Linked DNA regions of Homo sapiens: region 2 is linked to region 1. Evidence: read pairs that join two places in POLR2A ChIA-PET (ENCODE). Cell type or tissue: endothelial cell of umbilical vein. All regions are shown on one strand. Links, peaks and the distances in the headings refer to the core of each region. The heading gives the core; the rest is flanking DNA.

Region 1 (11,440 bases), core at 1,037-9,036:
TTTAGTAACATATAATTAAATAATTGCAGGTGTATTAGTCCTTTCTCACACTGCTATAAAGAACTGCCAGAGACTGGTTAATTAATAAAGGAAAGAGGTTTAATTGACTCCCTAGTTCTACATGTTTGTAGAGGCCTCAGAAAACTTCCAGTTTTCTGCCAAACCTAGAGTCATAGCCAAACCTCTTCACAGGGTGACAGGAGACAGAATGAGAGTCGAGTGAAGGGGGAAGCCCCTTATAAAACCTTCAGATCTTGTGAGAACTTACTATCACAAGAATAGCATGGGGGAACTGCCTCCATGATTCAATTACCTTCCATGAGGTCCCTCTCCCAGTATGTGGGGATTATAATTCAGATTACAATTCAAGATGAGATTTCTGGGTAGAGACACAGTCAAATCATATTATTCCACCCCCAGACCCTTCCAAATCCCATGTCCTCACATTTCAAAACACAATCATGGCCTTCCAACAGTCGCCTTAAGTCTTAACTCATTCCAGCATTAACCCAAAAGTCCAAGTCCAAAGTGCTTCATCTGAGACAAGGAAAGTCCCTTCTGCCTATGAGCTTGTAAAATCAAAAGAATGTAGTTACTTCCTAGATACAATGGGGTTACAGGCAATGGTTAAATACACCTGTTCCAAATGGGAGAAATTGGCCAAAACAAAGGGGCTACAGGCCCCATGCAAGTCCAAAATACAATAAGACAGTCCTTAAATCTTAAACTTCCAAAATGATCTTCTTAGACTCACTGTCTCATATCCAGATCATGCTGATGCAAGAGGTGGGCTTCCACAGCCTTTGGGAAGCTCCATCCTTGTGGCTTTGCAAGGTACAGCTCCCCTCCTGGCTGCTTTTACAGCTGATGTTGAACATCTGTGGCTTTTCAGGAACACAGTGCAAGCTATCAGTGGGTCTACAATTCTGGGGTCTTCAGGATGGTGGCCCTCTTTTCACAGCTCCATTAGTCAGTGCCCCAGTGAGGACTCTCTTTTGGGGGCTTCAACCCCATATTTCCCTTCCACATTGCACTAGCAGAGGTTCTCCAGGAGGGTTCTGCCCTTGCAGAAGATTTCTGCCTGGACATCCAGGCATTTCTATAAAACTTCTGAAATCCAGGCAGAGGTTCCCAAACCTCAATTCTTGTCAGGCCCACCACTGTGTGTAAGTTGCCAAGGCTTGGGGATTATGACCTCTGAAGCAATGTCCTGAGCTGTACATCAGCCCCTTTTAGCCACAGCTGGAGCTGAAGCAGCTGGGATGCAGGGCACCATGTCCTGAGGCTGCATGGAGCAGGGGGGCCCTGGGCCTTGCCCATAAAACCATTTTTTCCTCATAGGCCTCCAGGCCTGTGATAGGAGGGGCTGCTGTAAAGGTCTCTGACATGCCCTGGAGACATTTTCCCCATTGTCTTGGTGATTAACATTTGGCTCCTCATTACTTACGCAAATTTATGCAGCCAGTTTGAATTTCTCCCCAGAAAATGGGGTTTTCTTTTCTATCACATCATCAGGCTTCAAGTTTTCCAAACTTTAATGCTCTGCTTCCTCTTGAATGCTTTGCTGCTTAGAAATTTCTTCTGCCAGATACCCTAAATCATCTCTCTCAAGTTCAAAGTTCCACAGATCTCTAGGGCAGAGGCAGAATGCCACCAGTCTCTTTGCATAGTAAGAGTGACCTTTACTCCAGTTCCCAACAATTTCCTCATCTCCGTCTGAAACCACTTCAGCCTGGACTTTATTGTCCGTATCACTATCAGCATTTTGGTTAAAGCCATTTAAACAAATTTCTAGGACATTCCAAATTTTCTCATATCTTCCTGTTTTCTGAGCACTCCAAGTCTCTAGGAAGTTTTAAACTTTCACACATTTTCCTGTCTTCTTCTGAACCTTACAAACTGTTCCAACCTCTGCCTGTTACCCAGTTACAAAGTCACTTCCACATTTTCAGGTGTCTTTACCGCAGCACCCCACTCTCTCCTGGTACAAATTTACTATATTAGTCTACTCTCATGCTGCCAGAAAGAACTGCCCAAGACTGGGTAATTTATAAAGGAAAGAGGTTTACTTCACTCACAGTTCTGCATTGCTGGGGAGGCCTCATGAAACTTACACTCATGGTGAAAGGCACCTCTTCACAGGCTGGCAGGAGAGAGAATGAGAGCCAAGCGAAGTGCAAAGCCCCTTACAAAACCATCAGATTTCATGAGAATTTACACACTATCACAAGAAAAACATGGGGAAACTGCCCACATGATTCAATTACATCCCATGAGGTCCCTCCCCCAACACCTGGGGATTATAATTCAGATTACAATTCAAGATGAGATTTTTCTGTGAGGACACAGCCAAACCATAACAGCAGGTAACCTAAATACTATGGTCTTAAGGTTTGTGTCCCCAAAATTTGTATGTTGAAATCCTAACCCAAAGATGACAGTGCTAGGAAACAGGGCCTTTGGGAGGTGATTAGGTCATGAAGGTGGAGGCCTTATGAATGGGATTAGTGCCCTTACAAAATATATTGCCGATAGATCCTTTATCTCTTCCACTGTATAAGGGCACAGTAAGAAGGCATCTTCTATGAATCAGAAAGCAGGCCCTCACCAGACACTGAATCTGTCAGCATCTTGATCTTGGACTTCCCAGTTTCCAGAGCTGTGAGAATTAAGTTGTTTATAAGCTACCCAGTTTATAGTACTTTTTTATAGTTCTCCCAATGGAGAAATATGCTAATTTTTTTAAAGAATGTAATTAGGGAAATGATAAAGCATACATAAGAAATAGTGTATTGAAGCCCTTAAAATATTCCTGAAGATATTTCAGATATAATATGAGCTCAACTAAAATGAGTTTATCAATAAGTATACCTGAGAGGAAATAAACCAAAATGTTAACTTTGATCATCTCTGACTGGTAGAATTAGCATTTTTTCTTTCTTAAACTTTCTTTTATTTTCTATAAAGGAAAAAACCCAATAAGCTTAAAAATATATAATCACAACTTGGATTGGCATTTCTGACACAGAATTAAGTCCTTGATGGTAGGGCAGGAAGTAGTGTAGACAAGGAGTAGCCTAAACAAAAATGCCTCCTAATCTACTTACATGTATATTGGACCATTTGATAAGGCAAATAAAGTGTCCTGTCCAAGCTCAACTAATCAGCTGATAAATAAGTTTTTATCTTGGGTTGTGACAGTCATTGGAAATGAAAGTGAAAATGAAGGATAGAGGCAAAGAAAAGAAAGAAGTAGTTTTGAGCGTCCCAAGAGTGAGGGCCACTATCAAATTTGGAGGATGGTAGCAAGTATGTGTGCTGTAAATTCAAAAAGAACCATCTCAACACTGTTACTTTTAATATCATCTGTAATAATTCTCCAGGGGAAATCAGGAACTAACCAAAGTCACATGTACTAAGCTATTTGGGGTTATGCTAATAAGTTTTATAAATGATGAGCTTAAGTTTGTAATGATAAGCCCATATTAATCCTATTATATTGATAAAATGGCTGGTATATTCACAGTTTTCTGCTCTAGCCTCCAAAGTTAAAGCATGGAAATCTGTAAAAACTAACTAAGCTGCTTTTGTATGTACACAGCACAAAGAAAAACACCAAAAAAAAAAAAAATAATACAACCTGCTCTTCTCATGTTTAGAATTTTTGTTTTTTGGGTTTATTATTTGTTAGTTTGTACTGCATTCTGCCAAGACATGAATGATTAATTAGAATAAAACAATTATAAGGTAAATTGAGTCATCATAAAACAAAAAGCATCCCAGCAGATTTATTAAACTATCTCTTGGATGTGGAAAGGAATGGGATGTCTCCATAGCAGCTCTGTATCTACTGAGGTCTATTCCCAAGTGTGTTCCTCTGCCTCTGAGTCTTATCAAAGTTACAGTTTCTGGTAGCTACTTATTTTGGCTGTCTCTTCAGTCCTCAAGCCGTTTTCCTTCCTGAGAACTACTTCCTTGCATATAGCTATGTGCTCCAGTCAGCTATAATCGCTCTGTACGTCCCCATCCTTTCCCATAACTTATGTGGGGAAGGAGTTGTGGTGTGGGGGTATCTGACACAAAGTGGGCCAATGATAATCTTCTTTCTAGGCAGATGGAAGTAACACCGAAAGGCAGGGTATCCATCCCTATATGTGTCTGGGACAGTAACAGGGACTCTTAGAAGCTAAGAGGCCACAGGGACAAGGAAGCAGAGAAAGCCAATTTACAGAGAAAGTAGAATGAAGTTTTCAGGGAAAGAAAGAAAAAGAAAGTTTTTTGGGTTTTTGCAGAATTCCCTCTCCTAATCTCAGTTCCTCTTTAAAATCTAGCTACATTATGACTTCTGGTTTCTGCAAAGCACCCTTATATTTTTTGAAAGATATCTGACTCTGTTGGCCTGCTCCCCCAACTCCCAATTTTTGGTGTAGCTGTTAAGGGAATTTAATTGTGTCCAGTTATTTGCAAATCGGGAGACTTATTTAATATAAACTTTTACCAAAGGCAGGTATTTCATTTATTTTATCTCCTTCAGGTCTCCCTGACAAACCTGTCCTCCTTTGGGGCTGCTTCATTTGATTAACTTAAACTTGTACAATATTTACATCATTTATAAAACGCTCTTGTATGAGATTGTTTGGGCTCCTCTGGAGTAGTCATGGTCTATTGTGTAAACACAGCTTTGATGTGATTTCTACAACTTGCATTATTTACCCAACAGACTGTGTAACTGCTCCAAATGAACCATTATGACTGTCATGTGGCATAAATCTATCTTCAAGCACTTTTGAAAGCATGACTCACTGTAGTCTTTTGTGTAAGGGAATTTATGAAATGTGTATTATCCATTTAATAAAGTCTAATGTCTGTCTGGTGAGCTGAGTTAATCCACTGGGAAAAAATTAAAACCTTTGCAGAAAGGAGAAATAATTTCTTATACCAACTAATTCTAGCACTCGTAGTCAAAAAATCTTATTTGTTTTCTTCACTAGACAGAAATTTATGGCCCTGTTTTGTACACTACCTTATCCACAGTGTTGGGCACAGGATCTGGCATAGGGACTAATGCACTTTGCTGAATGAGTGCCTGAATAAACTCATATAAGTTGTTATCTCACTTAATTCTAGCAGCATCCTCATTTGCAGATAAGGAATGGTGACTCAGGTGTGGTAAATAATTTTTTTTAAGTCACATAAATTTATAAGGTAAAACTGGAATCCAATCCATCCTACCCAACGCCATAGCTACTTCAATTATGTCAAAATAACAGAAAAGATACAGAAATAATAAAACATTACTATAATAACTAGCATAAAACAAAATACTTATGTATCCAAAAGAACACAAAAACAAGTAAAGTAAATCTTTCCAGACTGGAAGTCAGGAGATCTGTGTTTTACAAGATCTTTTCTTTCAGTTTGCTACATGTGTTAGGCAAATCACTTCATTTTTCTCATCTTTCTTTTCCTTCTTGGTGTTACAGCTTATTTTCTAAAAACCACTATTTTGGATATTCCTGTTTCAGTTGTTTTCATTCTCTCTTCTTGGAAGCACCTGAGAACAATTGCTTAAATTTTAACTTTTTACTCAATTTTACTCCCTAAGCACCTGGCTTGCCTCACGCCAGTCCTGGCCCTGCTCTCCACAAAAGCCCAGGAAACTCCTAACATTGCTTCCAATCATTAAAAACTTTCACAAGAGTCAGTCATTAACACCTTCCGCAAGAGGCCTTAGGCTCACCTCTCCAAGGAGACTGAAAATCAGAAGGAATACATTTCCAGTGGAATTATAAAGGTCCTAAATTATTACCTGGGTAAGTGGGATTGTCCACCCCTTCCAATTTTCCTGTTTCTTTTTCTCCTTTTCTTTTTCCTCTCTTTCTTTTCAATTTTGCTGCATGTGGGGCTCCTTTCATGCTTCTGCATTATATCAGGTATATACCCATCAAAATGCCCTTGAATGGACCGTAGTAAGAATAGGAGTAACATCTCTCCTCTCAGATGACATCAGGTATGACCTCTGTTATCCTCTATGATTGTTGCTCTCATGAGCATTCCTACCCTTGATCTGGACTTTGCATCTTTTCGGGTGATGTTCATGTAGTATTTGGTTTATATTATCTTCTCCTGAGAATAGAAGCGTGTAATGGCCATGTATTGGGGGAAGTTTGGGCGTTTGGCATGTTGGCGGCACAGCCCTGTTAAGCACTTCTTTTGTTCTCAGTTCCACCCAGGTCTGGAGGTAGAATAGCTGGCTGATTGCTCACAGCACCTTGGTATAAGAGCAGGGGAAACCCACAGCTGCTGAAGGTTGAAGCTCTTTGTGGCTTAAGCTGGGCTGGGTTGAGTTCAATGCTCCATTTAGGGATTGAAAGACATGTCTTCCAAACTTCTGAATTGTATTCCAGAGAGCCCCAACATAGGAAAGTGGGACAACTCTGAGTGAGAAAAACTGGGAACAAACCCAATAGCTTTTCTCTCCCTGCAGACCTCATGGGTTTCATTATTAGCTATGAGTGTTTTGGGTGTCAGGACTGAAAGTTCATTGTATATGCTGCCTCTTGAAGTAAACTGTCAGTAGTAGACCAAGAAGTTATTGAAGGGCTCTAGATTATTTTTAGGTGAATACAAACAAACTTGAGCTATCATTTAAAAAAAAAACTTCGGGAGGATTAAATTAGAAAAACAAACAAACAAATAAGCAAGCAAACAAGAAACAACAGCAGCAAAAACAAACCCTACACAAAGATAATTAAAAAAGAAACAAAATTAACACCCCTGAATGGTATTTGAGTAATGGTGAAAGACAGAATCAACACATTACCTTGTCCTTAAAATTCACTGAAATAGCAGAGAATGATAAATAATACACATGCAATGAGGAAAACAAAAATCTCTTGCATTTCCATGCTCTCCAGAGCTTAGCTGAAATAAGTCCCCGTTCCTGTTTGAGTTTGGCCTTGTAGGGCTTTGAAATCAGAAAACAATCCCTGCACACAGAATTGGATGCTCACTAGCTAGCATTTAAAAATAGGAAATGAAAATGAGTGACAAAATAGAATACTGGAGAAGAGAGGAAATAAACCACTTTCCCATCCTACTACTCTTTCATGATCTATTCTGTCCCACAGGCATAGTGGAAATTGCTTTGCTTGTGCTGGCAATGGGGTTTCACCATAAGTTATTAAAAAGTCAAATCAAGGTTTTTTAGATCCTTGTAATTACAAAGCTAAAAAGCAATTGGAAACATATATTCAGTACCTTCAGAGCATTTGCTGTGACTTCCCAGTGACATATAGTCAGGGGCATGCTATTGGGTGAGGATTTTTCTCTTCAATTCCTTCAGCCTTTTCTGAAAGAAAACAGAATTCTCGCACCATCTTTCAATTAAATGAATTCAGTTAATTAGCTTCACAAACAGAGCACATTTCCTATTCAGCAGAGGATTCATTAAGATTGTCTTTTTGTAGCCAGCTCTGGCCCTCACCTTACTGGCTAGATGGGCTAGGTATCACACATTAGGGTCTGCATTTGAGTCAAAGTTTGTCCTGAGTTAAGAGTTTGGGTAGGAAGACAAGGACCGAACTTGGGGTGTGTATAAGTTGGGGAATGAAAGAGTGTGTGTCATGAAAAAGTGTGAAAGAATCAGAATGATCTCATGATTTGAAAAAAGACAATAACGCAATGGTTCATTTGTAGTCTCTCTGGGGTATGTGTTCTGAGAAATTTTTCCTGCCTCATCATATTTGCTTCACTGAGATCCAGTAACAATGATTCATGATTTTATCACAGTGGAGCTGAACAACTGGCTACAAACATACATAGAAAATAGATCATCTAACCATGCCTCGTGTGTGCCACATGCAGCTGGGGAGGCAAACCTGGGAAGAATCTCAGCACATAGTCTCCAGTTCACCTAGAAGGACTATGTTTTAGAAAAAGAATAGGAATCGAAGCCACCTCCCTGGGGTTTTTGATGCAGTTGACTGTATGGCATAACAGACTCTAGGAATGTTTGAGCCTGTCCCATCTGTTTTCTTGATAATGAGGAAACAGGCTAAGGGAGGTCAAGCACTTGTGCAAGATCACACAGTTGGCCAAGAGCAGAGCCCTCTATAATCCCTGTTGCTTGGCCATTGCACATCAGTCTCTGGATGGCCTTGAAAAAACAGCTTCTCTTCCCTGTTCTGTCTAGTGGTTTCTTGTTCTCCATTTTTGTTGAGAGGTTTTTGGGGCTAGTGGTTATGGATATGGGCTCTGGAGACAGTCAACTTGGGTTCAGATCTTGCTTCTGTCACTTAATAGCTCTATAATTCTGTACAAGTTACTTTTCTGAGCCTCAGTTTCCTCTTCCATAAAATAAATTGTTGTAAACATATAGATGGCCGTACATGTAACATGACCCAGCTCTCTTGCTCCCCTTCCCCTTTCCCCCTTACCTTTACTTTCTTTAAATAACAGGCTTCATCCACCTTTGATAAATATGGGAATTGTGATTCAAGAGGCTTATGATCCATAAGGCAGAAGATCAGGCTGATACATTACAGTCTTGAGACAGATATTTGTTGTTTTACCTACCTAGAGTTTTCCCATTCTTCTCAGAATAGAACACCCCTTCCTTTACCCACTCCAATGATGTGGTCATAGATAGAGTAACTCACTATGTTCCCAGATGGCCCTGTCCCACTGATCACAATTAATTTGTCCATTATTAGGCACCTATACCAAATTGAGCAAATAGGTTATTCGCCTAGATTTTTACTAAAGGATCTGAGGGGAAAAAAATAAAGGTTCTCATTTTTAGTGGTGAAGCTGAGGCATAGGAGACTTAGGGATACTGACACCCACCACATGGAGAAAGCCTAACCTCACTGAGAGAAAATGAAGTTATCAGAATAAGATGTGGAAATGAGCCAGAGAACATCTTGGCATTATTCAAGTTCCTATACTCAGCTCTTCATGGGGCTCAACTCCACTCCTATATTTGATATATTTAACTTTTTCACTCTTTATTTGATTAGGTGAGATACCTTGTTATCCATCCGTTCGCCGAATGCTCCTTTTACCTAAGTACTTTCAGACAAGAGATATATATTGAGGGCAAGTGTCTTAGTTTTCCAAAATCTAAGAAAATGTCACCCTTCTTGTATGGTTGCCTTGAGGAATAAATATCATATGAAAAGCCCCTGGTTCTTAGTGAGTATGCATGTTTTAACTTTACATGAGTTTAAGTGCAGGATCTGCCACTCATTAGATAACATGCATATGAGATTTCTGGTGGCTCAGTTATTGACCTTTAAGACAGTGCTGATAATAACTCCATCACAGTGTAATTATTAGCACTAGTGGAATCATGAATGACATGTGAGAGAGCATTGTATTTTAAGGAGTGCTATTCAAAGATACAGTGAACTGTGGCCTTAGTATCACTATATTAAACCTTCCACATTTCTGAGTATTGTTTGAGGAAATCTTCCTGCCACACTCTTCCTTCACACTCTTCATATGAATGGCTAGTATGTAACATAATTGACTAATCAACATGCCACCAATTTGTATTTCTTCAGTAAATCTTCAGCAGACATCTGAAGGAGCTGAAACACTAAAGCAAAATAAGATGATTTTGAAATAATCAGTTCCCAAATGTGAACACATGTGATGCATGCTTGACAAACCCTTGGAGTAATTATCAAGTCATTAGCAATGATTTTGAAAGAAGGATTTCTAAACATTCTTGGTTATACATTTCATGTCTTTGTCTTTGTTTTATTTTTGGGGGTTGGGGGCCTGAGATTTGGGAATCCACTGGGGCTGAAAACATAGGCATCTCTTTTCTGGGACAATGAGGAGAGAAGAGTAAGGCAGCCAATTGACTCAGTCTTCATAACCAGTGATTTACAAAAGAACAGACCGTCTGTCATTTTTTAAAAATGGGATTTTCTGGCAATTTATTAGAGAAAACATAAACGGTCACCCAAAGGAAATGGATAAGAGAACTATGATTTCATTCTTGTACTGTTTCCATTAGAAGTTTATGACAATGGGTAATATTTATTGAAAATCAACTATGAACAAGAAGATTTATATGTATTATAACCTTGATGGACTATTTTCCTCACTCCACACATAGACAGACTGATATTCTGAAATGCAGTGTGTCTTATTTGAGACTAGGACTGTCTGGTTCCAAACCACCACTTTACCACTATTCTGGACAAACAGGTCTGATTAAGGGACAGTTGGAAGGTGAACAGGGGTTGCAAGTTATGATAAACGATTTGCCTGAACCACACATTCCATGGCAAGCAACTTTCCCAAACCATGCCACGATACCCATTATTTCAGAGTCTTGCCAGCAGTAAGTGTGCTGTTTCTTCAGTCAGTGCATTCCTGAGCATGCAAAGGAACTTCTCTAGACATTTCCCAAATCAGAAAGTGTGGAAAAGGTCCAACTGTGTGTACACCCCTCATGGACAGATGTGTGAGGTTATAAAGGGAATTGTAGAGTTTATCTGCCAAAGAGATGCAAAAGTTGATGACATTTTTTCTAAAGTGATTTTTTTCAACTGAGATAAGATCTATTTAATCTGTAGTGGGTTGGAAAAAAACTCATCTAAGTTTCTCTCTTTTAAAATACTTTTACATAAAAATTGAACAGTTGCTATTGTAATTACTCATCATTGTTATTACCATTATTATATTATAACCACTTATTAAAAATAACATTAGGAATTTCTCATGTAAGAACCCCTTGTAAGGAAGGTTCTGAAAAACTGAATTCTCATTCATTTCCTGATTTGCAAACATGCACAGCATTTTCTACTGTAAGAACAATCCCAGCACTAAATTCTTTTTCTTAAGAGAATTCCATTCCTTCTGCCCATTTCTCTCTGACTCAATAACTTAAATTGTATTGCATTTTGCCTGAAATTCCAGGATTAGTAGTTCAAAGTAAGTGTTTTCCACTTCTGTGACCTTCCTTGAAAATGAGAATTTCTCCTACTCGAGTTCAACCTGATATGTCTATAGATGAATTTCTTCATCAACATATATTCTTTGTTCCTCTTTTTAGGTATTAGAAATCTTTGCCTTGTAGTCTTTATTATTTTATTCTTAAGTCTTGTCTTTTTCCGATTACCTCATAAGCTAATTTATAGGTGGGAAAACACTGGAGTTTTTCTTCTTTAGCCACTGAGCTATAATCTTGAACTGAAAAAAAAAAGGTAGAAAAAAAATTTTATTTTCTTGTTCTGAGGACATTCATTTATCATATATTTACCAATCACTCCTCTGGGCTGGACATATATTGATGTACCTTCTCTCATGCAGTTTTTCTAACACAAATAAGTGAACAAATGATGAAATAAGAAAATTTCATATGCTGTAAAGAAAATTAAACAGGATAATAGAATGCTATAGAAGAGCCAACAATGTGAAGATT
Region 2 (11,440 bases), core at 1,289-9,288, 190 kb before region 1:
TCTAACTATAATATCTTGTGCCTCAAACTTTGTTTCATGTGCTGGCCTTGTTGGCTCTGGTGAAATAGTTTTCCTTTTTGGAAGAAGGACATGAATAGAAACAGACAGTGGACAGGAGAGAGCAAAAGGCAGCTCTAGTTCACTGGGAGCTTGTGCTGGGCTGCTTTCATTGGGCAAACATGCAGAATTCTATTGCTTTATGTGTCATCCATCTGCCCTCCAAAGTACCCATTAATGAGCAGGCCTCATGCTCAGATCCTAGAATCATTCATTAAATATATCACTACTGAGTGTCTATGATGGGCATGGCACTGCCCTCAGAGAGTACCCAGTAGAGGACTTAGGGCATATATACAAGTAAGCAATATATGGCATCTGGGATAGGGGCTAAATGTACAATGTAATCTATATATTAGTGGAATGTGGAAAAGCTTAGAGAAACATGGAAGGCACAGTAGCAAAAAACTGCCTTTAAGTTGGTCTCTGAAGAATGGGAAAAGTCAGTGATGAGTGGAAAGAGTGCTATGTTAAGGAGAAAGAATATATGATCTACTTAAGGAAGAGCAATTATCCCATACTGACCACTCTGCACCTGCGGAATAGAAAGGAAAAAAATGGGTAGGTGGTATGGAACCAAACTCCGTGTCAGAAAAGGATCTTTTGATTATTCATTTGTCAGTTTTCACCTACAGTAGGTGTTTAAAGAGAAAAAAAAAAGTGATGAGAATATAGTCCAGGTAGAATGAGGATATAACCAAATTCTCTCAAGGGGAACCCATTACCTAAATGATACTGATAAAGGAGTTAAGAAGAAATTACTTGGGCAGATAGTAAGGGTATGGAAGTCCTCGGTAAGGTGTTTCTTTTTAATGAAAAGCAGCCCCAAATCATTTTCTAACAAAGAGCAGCCTGTAAAGTTGAGCTTCAGACATAGACAGGCAAGCTGGGAGCTTGCACGGGTGAATGCCAGCAGGAACTAAGGACATGTTCAAGATGGCAGCTCCATCTTCCCTTCTCTTTGTCAGCCATGTGTACAACAAAGAACAGACCAGATGGTGCTGATCAACTGGAAAGCCCATTTGCATAATAAGATTAGGGTGGGGTGACCAGTCTTCCCCATGCACTATGTAAACGTCATACCTGATTGAACCAATCTGTGAGCCCTATGTAAATCAGACACCGCCTCTTCAAACGGGACTATAAAATCCAGCACATTCACCACTGGCCCGTCCTTTCCGCTTGGAGACTCCTTTCTCTACAGAGAGAATTGTTTCTCTTTCTCTTCTCTTCTGCCTATTAAACCTCCACTCCTAAACTCCTCATGTGTGTTCATATCCTAAATTTTCCTGGCTCATGATGATGAACCCCAGGTTATATACCCCAGTCTACATAGCTACTTCAGCATCTGATACTTTCTTTTTTTTTTCTCGAGATGGAGTCTTGCTCTGTTACCCAGGCAGCAGTGCAATGGCACGATCTCTGCTCACTGCAACCTTGCCTCCTGGGTTCAAGCCATTCTCCTGCCTTAGCCTCTATGCCCAGCTTTTTTTTTTTTTTTTTTTTTTTTTTTTTTTGTATTTTTAGTGGAGACGGGGTTTCACCATGTTGGCCAGGCTGGTCTTGAACTCCTGACCTTGTGATCTGCCCGCCTTGGCCTCCAAAAGTGCTGGGATTACAGGCGTGAGCCACTGCGCTTGGCCCAGCATCTGAAACTTTCATCTAACGAAACAGTGAGAAATGAAGCTGGTACATATCCATTTTTAAGGTTTATGTGTAATATGATTACTTGTTCTTAAGGTAAGTCTGAGTGGAAATGCCAACTTCCACTGACTATATATTCTAGATGAAAATCTTGGGTCTAGTAACCAGAGAAGTAACCCCAAGATATCAGAATTCCAGCAACCAAGAGGGAAAAAAAAAATCACCATTTTTTGGAAAGATATATGAATGCATTTTAAAAGTATAGGGAAAGTGAGAAAATTTGGTGATTGATCCTTAAAAACATAAATTCTTACACTGGGAGGCTTGGATTGGGACAAAGAACAGGCAAGAGTAGGGCAGAAATGGGGTGGGACAAAGCAATTACAGAATGATTGAATGCAAAAGAAAAAAAAGATGCTCTTGTGGAGATGTATGGACTGTCCCTGTTGTACAGCAAACAAAATTAAGGGGGCAGATGAACACAACACAAATTCAAACACAACAGCCGATCCAGCAGTCGGCATTTCCACTTAGGCTTACCACTTCCACAATGCTCCCTGCCTGAAACTCCACCTCTATTATATGTGGTATCCAATGAATGTGTTTGCTTGAAGTACCCACTTGTCTCCGGTCTCTGTGTCTGTAACTACATGGAATGTCTTATAATCAGAAATCCACTTGATTATCTGATTGCTTCTCTCCTGACAAAGCAGGGTAGTGGCCAGGTCTGTTTTGATCATCATGATATACACAGCACCTGGGGCAGAATGGGGCAATTTATGGTATTCAACAAACGTTTGTTTTAGAAGCTGAATGATTACTTACGTGGAATGATACTTCTCAAATTTTTTATATTTTACAGCAAGGTTTGACAAACTATGGCTCAGAAGTCCATGGCCTGCTTTTGTATAGTCCTATGACCTAAGAATGATTTCCATCCCCATTTTTAAAGAGTTGTTTAAAAAACAATAAAACTAAGAGGTTCATGCAACAGAGATCTTATCTGGCCCAGAAAGCCTAAAATATTTACTATCTGGCCCTTCACAGAAAAACTTTGCTGACCCCTGTTCTAGAGGTGTTATTTTAATAACCTCATTGGCAGAATCTGGAGAGACTTCACTTTGGCCAAATGTGAATATGTAGTCAATTTTTTTTCACATATGAGAAATACAATTTGAAAAAATTTAAATATTAACTGCATAATTACTTAGCTTTGTCCTTAATTCACTAAAACGTCCAGATGAAATGTTGATTCATCATGGATAATTTTATTTTACAATTCCTAAATATCTATAAAAACAGTCGTATTTGCTAATTTCAATTCCTTTTTAGCCTAAAGGAAACACAAAAACAGAAATCCCCTTAAGTTTATGTGTGGCACTGACTGAAGAAGATTCTAGAAATCCCCAGTTCAATGTCAGAAACCAAAGTTTTACTTTCTCCTAAAATTTCCTGTTATTTCTTTAGAAGACTTACACTTAAAAAATTTGAGGGGGAGGAATTCTTGAATAACATCTGTCAATCTTGAAACTTCAAAGAGGTGGTGAAAAACTCTAACAATAGCAACCAGGGCTGGAAGGAAGCTTTGGGATGTGGCTTTATCTAAACAGGAGCCACCCACACCCTCTGGCAGTATTAACCCTTGGGTTGCTACTAGAAAACCCAACAGCTGTTGGTGTAGGTACAAGCCAGCATCTCCTTTAGTCGAAGACCAACAGGAAATGCTTCTTTTCATCAGCCGCCAGTTACAGAGAAACTCATAAACTGAACACTTACTAAGTTCCTGGCTGTGTGCTAAGGATTTTATAGAATATTTAAATTTAATTGATAGAAAAACCCTATGAGGTAGAAACTGCTATTATTATAAACCCCATTTTACAGATAGGGAAGCTAAAGATCAGACAGTTTAAGTAATTTTCCCAGATGATAAATTTAGGCAACAGCAAAGCTGGTATTTACAATGAGCATTGCCTGATTGGAGAGACTTCTGATCTCAACCCCATACCTGATCTCTAAACTTCATATTGGTGAGAGCCAACTAAGAATGGCAATGACCTTAGGCTGGGTGTGGTGGCTCACACCTGAAATCCTAGCACTTTGGCGGGAGAATCACTTGAGCCTAGGAGTTTGAGACTAGCCTGGGCAACATAGTGAGACTGTCTCTACACAAACTTAAAAAAAAAAAAAATTAGCCAGACACTGTGGTGCTTCCTGTAGTCCCAGCTATTACGGTGGCTGAGGCAGGAGGATTACTTTACTTGAGGCAGGAGTTCAAGGCGGCAGCACACTATGATCCTGCCACTGCATTCCAGCCTGGGTAACAGAGCAAGACCCTGTGTTTGTGCGGGCGGGGATGGGGGGGTAGGGGTTGCGGGGGAGGGGAAGAATGACTTTATATAAGCTCCCAATTTGATAAAGTGTTTTTCTTTAGTGTAGCCTGGACTAAGTGATTTTACAGCCATCCACCGACTGACATTGGCAATTCTTGTATAATGTGTCTAAAGGAGTATATTTTGGGTATGGGGATTATATTCCTTTGTTCTGAACTAAGAACCACAGTTTAGTAGTGTCTCTGTAAATATGCATCTTTTTCCTGCCAGGAAATAAAAAGTTTTATGTGAAGGAGAACCCCCAAATCTTTTTCTTTTCTCAGAGCCTATTCTCATGGCCTAGATCTTAGCAGAGCTCAAAACATAATTGTTGCACTATTGGGACCTTCCATGAATAGTAATAACATTGAACCAGATATAGCTCTGAAGGGCATTAAAAATAAGGGTGGAATTTATCCAAGGCCCATAAAAAAATGAGGCTATAATAGTAAACATTTTTAGCCTGGGTTCCATAAATAGAGTTCAGTGGGTCTGTGAATTTGAATGGGCAAAAATTGCATCTTTTTTTATTTTCTCTAACCTTTAATTAAAAATTAATATTTCCTAGTATCAGCTGTACCTATGAGTTTGTTGTTGCAGACGTCTCAGCATGTGACTTACGCTCACCATTTAGACATTTCAATTGTTTAGATCTGCTGCTATTGTTATTTAAAGCATTATTATAGAAACATATATTACTATAACACAAATTCATTTTTAAAATATTTGGTCATTGTATTTCAATGTAATTGGTTTTCTTTGAAATACTCCATGTTCTATTTTATGCATTTAAAAAACATCACAGTGAGAAGGGGTCCACAGGCTTCCCTACTTCAAGAAGTCCATGGCACAGACACACAAAAAGGGAAGCTCCCTTGGCAGAGTGAAGGCATTTGGGCTCTAGTCTCTTTTCCAGGACTTGCTAGAGCAGGAATTTTGAGATTGATGGGTTTCTCTAGGAAGTTGGTAACTAGTGCCAATGGGAGATCTGCCTGGCTTGATTTGTTGTGCTGCACATGGACAACTGTGGATGCTGTCGGAGCTTCTGTGGAGTGGGAAGGGAGCTCCGCAGTGTAGAATTTGAGGAGAAGCCCTCCTTTGAAATCTTGTAACAATAAGAAAGATAACTCATATACGATGTGCTTTGTTGGGTTAGGCACCGGACAATTTATTTTGTAAACATGATCTACTTTATTTCTCCAATAACCCTATGTATGAGTTAGATTCTCTTACCCCCGTTTTACAGAGGAGGATACTGAACCTTGGTTGCTTCTACAACATTTTTGTCTACTTAGTAAATAAGTATTCTTGTTAAGTAAAAGTTGTTCCTAGTAAGTACTCAATAAATGAATGCTGTCCTTTTAATGTTATAATTAACATGACTTGAGACAGGAAGTTCTTCCTTCCCCTCAGCTATCTCTCTTTAGCACAGTTTCCTTCTTTGGATCTCAGCCAGTTGCATATATACTCTCGCTTTAGGTGAACATGCTGGCATGTGAACATCCTTGCGGCTAGAGCTTCACTGCCAACTTCACAAGAATCTCTCTTGGCATCTGAGGCTCATTAGTGCACTAATACACCAAGGTGTGCGAAAAACTGTCATCCACGTCCCTTTCTATTGCTCGGATAAATTAGTATCCCACTAAATGTTCACCCTAAACTCCTTTACCGAGTGGAGGAATTGCCAAACTACTTCAAATATTAAAGTAGGAGCCTATCTCCCAAATTCAGCTATGTTGATTTGCTTTTTATCAAGACACATTAACTGATCCACATAGGATTTTATTTACCAAGTTGGCCTTAATTTAATGCTTTTATTTTTTTAACCAAGTGACTTTTATTTAAAATAGTGGATTAGGGAGGTTCAGTTTTAAGTTCCTTTTAGGAACTGGTGTCGGCATAACAAAGGACATAAAAGAGGCTGAGAGCAACGTGTGTGTGCGCGCACGCGCGTGTGCATGTGTGTGCGCACATGCATACTCAAGTTATAAGACAAATTGTTTACTTTTCAATCACTCCAAAGGAAAGTATACCACAGGATTTCCCCTTGAGGTTTTCTGCCAGTTTGTATTTTTTTTTATGGCATACTAACATTTATCTTTGGAAGACAGAAAAAAAAAGAATTTGACATTTGTCTTTAAAAAAATATTTATGTAACAAGACTCTGACATTTGCAAATGGCTCCTTATTTGCAACTAAGTCTGGCCTCTATGAGTGACAGAAGTGACTGGAAATTTTCAGAATTATTAAATGGATCTCACAGTTCATTGTTAAGGAGATAGCTTGGTGGTATGGAAAGAACAAAAGCTTTGAAGCCACTCAGATGATTAAAAAAAAATGGGGGGAAGATATGGTGCCTCACACCTGTAATCCCAGCACTTCGTGAGGCTGAGGTGGGAGGATCACTTGAGCCCAGGAGTTTGACACCAGCCTGGGCAATATATTGAGACCCTGTCTGTATAAAAAAAAAAAAAAATTAGCTGGATGTGGTGGTGTGGGCATGTAATCTGAGCTACTTAAAAGGCTGAGGCAGGAGGATCACGAGCCCAGAAGTTCAAGACTGCAGTGAGCTATAATGGTGCCACTGCATTTTAGCCTGGGCAACAGAACGAGAACATCTCCCCCTGCCCCCCCAACTCCCCCCCCCAAAAAAGTTAGCCCTCTCTTCCTCTTTCCTTTCTCCTAAGGGTATTTAAAATAATATACTTGGCCCAAGAGCACAGTATGGCCCTCAAAACTAGAGAAATTACTCTGATTTCTCTCTTGTGAAAAAGAATTCATTCCAAAATAAAACACAGATACAGAAAAGTGCATAAAACAAGTGTCTGGCTTAGTGAATTACTATAAGATCAACACTCTTGTAACCACTGGTCAGGTCAGAAAATATAATTTTGCTGGCCACCCCAGAAGTCTGTTCATGTTCCCCAACTCAATCGGAGATCCCTCCCTTCCTCTAAAAAGTAATCACTATTCCTGGCTTTTATAGTTATCATTTTCTTGAGCTTTTAAACTTGTTTTATCATCCAAGTATGCATCTGTAGTCGTCTTGCTACTAATATGACTGAATACAAATGGCAAACCTTGCTTTTTTGCAGAATTACTGTTTTAAAAAAACTTCCTACAATAAAAACACCAGAATCTTTAAAAAATGTTTAATCTGAATTAATCAAATCATCAGACAAATCTACAAAGTGCCTTTATAAAGTACATGAAATGGTCTGACCTATTCAAATCAAAGTCAATGTCATGAAAACCAAAAAAACACACTGTAGAGGCAAAACAATCAATTTTAATGTGTTGTCCTTGACTGGATTCCGAATTTAAACAATAGACCCATTAACCTTGAAGAAATCTGAATATGGACTGTACTGTATATATATTTAGATGTATATATGTGAATGTATCTGTGTCTTAGTATCTGTATACACACACACACACACAGAAAGAGAGTGAAAGCTAAGCACTCACATATATGCTTCATATTGCAGAGTTCAAAGATCTTGCCATCATTTTCTGTACCTTTAAAAATTTTGTTGGCATGTTACATAAAGAATAACTTGTCACCTCGTTATTCTAAGTGTGCCCGCAGACCAGCAGTCATCAGCATCCCCTGGGAACTTACTGGAAATGCAGAGTCTTAGCGCTGTCCTCAACTAACTGAATCAGAATCTACATTTAAAAGTTCTCTCAGTGATTCATTTACACATTCAAGTTTCAGAGGTAAATTTTATTCTTGCTAAACAGTTTAGCAAAAATAAAGTTAAGTTCTTTGGTACTCTGCCATAGAGATGCTTTCCTCCTACAAAAAATTTCTTAGTGGAATTGTTTGCAAAGCTCTGGTACAGCTGTATTCAGCACTAGCCAATGAGAAAATGGCCCATGATAATTTTCTAGTCAATTAACTGGTGGAGGAGTGTAGAATGAGATATGCTTCCCCATCCATCATCCTAGTAAAAAGCACACCAATTTAGGCAAACAATAAAAAGTCATTTCAATTAAACAACAAAAGGACAGTAAGCTCACTAGCAATGAAGGATTTAATTTAACTTCTAGCTATTGATAGCACTGTTTGACATTCTGGATATATTTTGAGAGTATTTTTTCCTCAAATGATGAAAGAAGTCTTCTCTCCAATCAATGTGGTTGTTTTATTCCAACTGCACATATTTCAGAACAAAGCTATTCGCCACCTCTCCTATCCCATGGCACAGTCTCCTTTGTATTATTTCCTTCTTATCTCTCTCCCAGATGGAAAAGCCTTGCATGTATTCTAATCCAGTATGATAATCTCTTTCTAGAATACCCATGAGAGGTAGAGGTGAAACCTCTGCCTGAAAATGTTATGGTAGAAGGACATCATTCCTTTGTTATCATTCCATAATCAAATCACAATATTTCTAACTGCAGATATATTGGGATAAAGTCTAAATATTGGGATATGTTTAAAATTATTCTTTACATTAAGTCAAATGTAGCCTCTGTGTGCTTCTATTATTGGTCCTTCTGCTGTTCTCTAAAGCAAAAAGTAACAAAATGAATCCGTTTTCTATGGGATGAGAACTATTAAACTCCTGCTGGATATGAAACTCACAACCCCTAGATCATTTCATTTTCAGGTTGAACAGCCATGTTTTCCTCGGTTACTTTTCAAGAGATACATTGATGAGACTCTAAAGTCTGACAGATTTATCAGACCCTAAAATCAGCCTGCCCAGCATATAGCGCCCAATAAATGCCAGGACCTTTTTTCTAAGGGTAAAGTGATCTGTTCTCTGAAACCACGCTTGCTATTTAAGATTCTTCATCATGTGTTTTGATAGACACAGATATAATACTTGGAATATAACTTGTGTAGCAAAGATTACAGCAGGACTCTCACCTCCTCTTCCACCAAGTGGAGTTTAAGGCTCCTGATGGTTTGTTCTTTCTGTTTTGTTTTGATTCTTTCAGCCAGATCATCCTGATTTCAAAATGACCTTAACTCACCTCTAAACCCTGGGGTCTTCATCACATGAGCAGATTCCCAGCCAGTGTTTTGACAAGTGCTCCTTTGCAATCGATTGTTTGAACCTATATGTCTGATTTTACATCTACCTGTCAAGTTTTAGAAAATTGGTCATTTCAGGCCATTAAAACCCTGATTCAGCCTTTGCTCTTTTAGGCATCCCTTCCACTGTGCTTTTCACCCTTTATGTTCCTCCTTAGGATATAGATTCCTGCTACTTCTCTTGCTCTGACTTTAAAAGGAGGGCAACCAACATTAGGAGGGTGCCTACAAGGTACCAGGCTTTGTCCAGGAAATGATGACACATCTGTCCTCCCACAAAGAGAGTTTCACACCTGATATATGTTCTTTGGAACAAGATTTTTTTTCATTTTCTTTTCTGTGTTATTGCAGTTTTCTGACTACTAAAAGCTTAGGTTTTGTTAGGATCCCCACACCTGCCCTGATTCTTTAATTCTTTTTCTGGCTGGCTGTCTGAATTACACCTTGTACTCTGTCTAGGGGCCCTCATGTTCTCAGGAAACCTGAAAGCAAGGTACATTTCTTAAGTTATTTCAGGATGCTCTCCAACAGGGAGACCAGATCGCTTTGGAAAAGCATATTCATTATTCACAATACCTGTTAGGTCACCAGAATACATCCTCTCTCTCTCCCTGGCTTTCCAGGTGAACCACAGGCTTCTGCAATTCCTTCCCACCTGAGTTTCTCACCTCCTAAAATCATGCACACAGCCTCCCTGGTCCCTGCCTTGTCTCTGCCAAGGCAGTAGCACCCAAACCTTGCCATCCAACCTTTTGGACACATTAAGGTTTAAAATGTGCTTTCCTTTAACGTATAATTTAATCAGTTTTAAAAGCTAAGATGCCTATTCCCAATGAGGCCGTTGACCTTGTTCCAAAGCAATTGCTTGTAAATTGTTGTAGAAAACAAAATAATATCCCCTCTTAAAGTGTCTTGCTATTCCTCCAAGGATGGGGTAAAACAGGTGTTGGTTTTTCTCCTCCTCTAACCTTCGAAGGCATAATTTTGGCTCCTTCCTGTGGTAGCTGCCATTCTTTAATTGTTACCGTCCCTTTCCAGGCTACAGGGGGAACGTGACGAAAAATATAAAAAGATTTGGCAGAACAAACTGTCTTGAGTCCAGTGGTTCCCAATGTGGGCTGCATATTAAAATATCTTGAAGAATTAAAAAATAATTCCTGATACCAGGCCCCAGACCAATTAAGTCAGAAACTGCAGGAGTAAGACCCAGTTAATGAGTAGTTTTTAAAGCTACTCAGGTGTTTCCAATGTGCAGCCAAGCCTAAGCATAACTACATCAGCCTGGTGGAAGAAACAGGTATTTCGAATAGGATGGGGCCTGGAAAATGAAAGACATGGGAATAATTTTAATGACTACATTTCAGAGAAATTGTTCTTGACATTGGAACCAACTATATCCTCTAATTAGGCAACAAAAGGCATATATATGTATATTTTTAAAAGTAGATAAGCAAATATAAATTATTTCTCTAAAAGTTAACATGTTTTTAAAAAAAAGCATAATTTGTAATGGCAAAATTGATATTTTCCACAACAGGTAACATGCAGGAGCGATTTAGAATACAAAAGGACTTTCCAAAGGCAAGTCATCCAGATGTCCAAATGGTGGTGAATACAGCCTCTGGAGTATACGTGGGTGGAAATAAAAGTCAATTTCACAGTGGTTAGCCACCTCCCTGAGCCTTTTTTTTCCCCTGGTGGGACACTGAGACACTCGCAAAGCAGCAAAAGGTCTCAGTGGACCCTTCTTGCCATTACTCATGGGTGTGGAGTTTATGGAACACATGGAGGCCGCAGTGGGAGAGACCTGAGGCTGCAGAGGAACCACCCGAACCTTGCTACAGCACCAGCAGTATGGGTCCGACTGCTTTCTTGGCCACTCATATCCAGTGGATGGAATTTGAGACAGCCTGTGTCCATACTAGATTCCACTCTGCTGATTCATACCAGAATGAGGTTCTAGAGTACAAATATTCACAACCAGAAAGCACATCTGGCCTCAGTGCAGCTTTGTTTACTTTGCTACTTAGGAAAAAAAAAAATCTTGAAAAGCGAGTTGCTTTTGCCTTAATTCAGTTCAAATACATTCTAAGCTTCCTTCAACTGAGTCACAGTGTCCTCTATCATGCAAAATCTTTATTATTTCCTTGGCCAGACATAGGGCCATATTGATGAATTCCAAGTGTGCTTTCTAACCAAGGCTGGTTCACAACAAAAAGCTGCTTCAGCTCTGAGTCATCACCTCAAATAACTGATTTCTCTTCTCAGGAATGAGACTAGCAACTTTAATCCATAATTTTCTTCCTCTTCTAACAACTTTTCT

What was found. Peaks named below come from ENCODE experiments on the same cell type or tissue, not always from the same donor. Only the 100,000 strongest peaks of a DNase experiment are listed, where the experiment ranks them.
Region 2: POLR2A ChIA-PET joins it to region 1 with 5 read pairs; 1 of 35 experiments calls an interaction of 5 or more read pairs at or near these places.

What each region holds. Positions count from the first base shown.
Region 1 is chr3:30,470,193-30,481,632 of GRCh38, reverse strand. No RefSeq gene overlaps it. Among named protein-coding and RNA genes, the nearest start is that of LINC01985, 43 kb to the left of the region's middle. In endothelial cell of umbilical vein, for the core only: no CTCF peak of the experiment used is centred there; a DNase peak (open chromatin) is centred at 4,742; H3K27ac peaks cover 319 bases.
Region 2 is chr3:30,659,256-30,670,695 of GRCh38, reverse strand. All of the region lies in intron 3 of TGFBR2 (transforming growth factor beta receptor 2), which reads right to left. Among named protein-coding and RNA genes, the nearest start is that of TGFBR2, 58 kb to the right of the region's middle. In endothelial cell of umbilical vein, for the core only: no CTCF peak of the experiment used is centred there; DNase peaks (open chromatin) are centred at 3,335, 5,515 and 6,085; H3K27ac peaks cover 6,225 bases.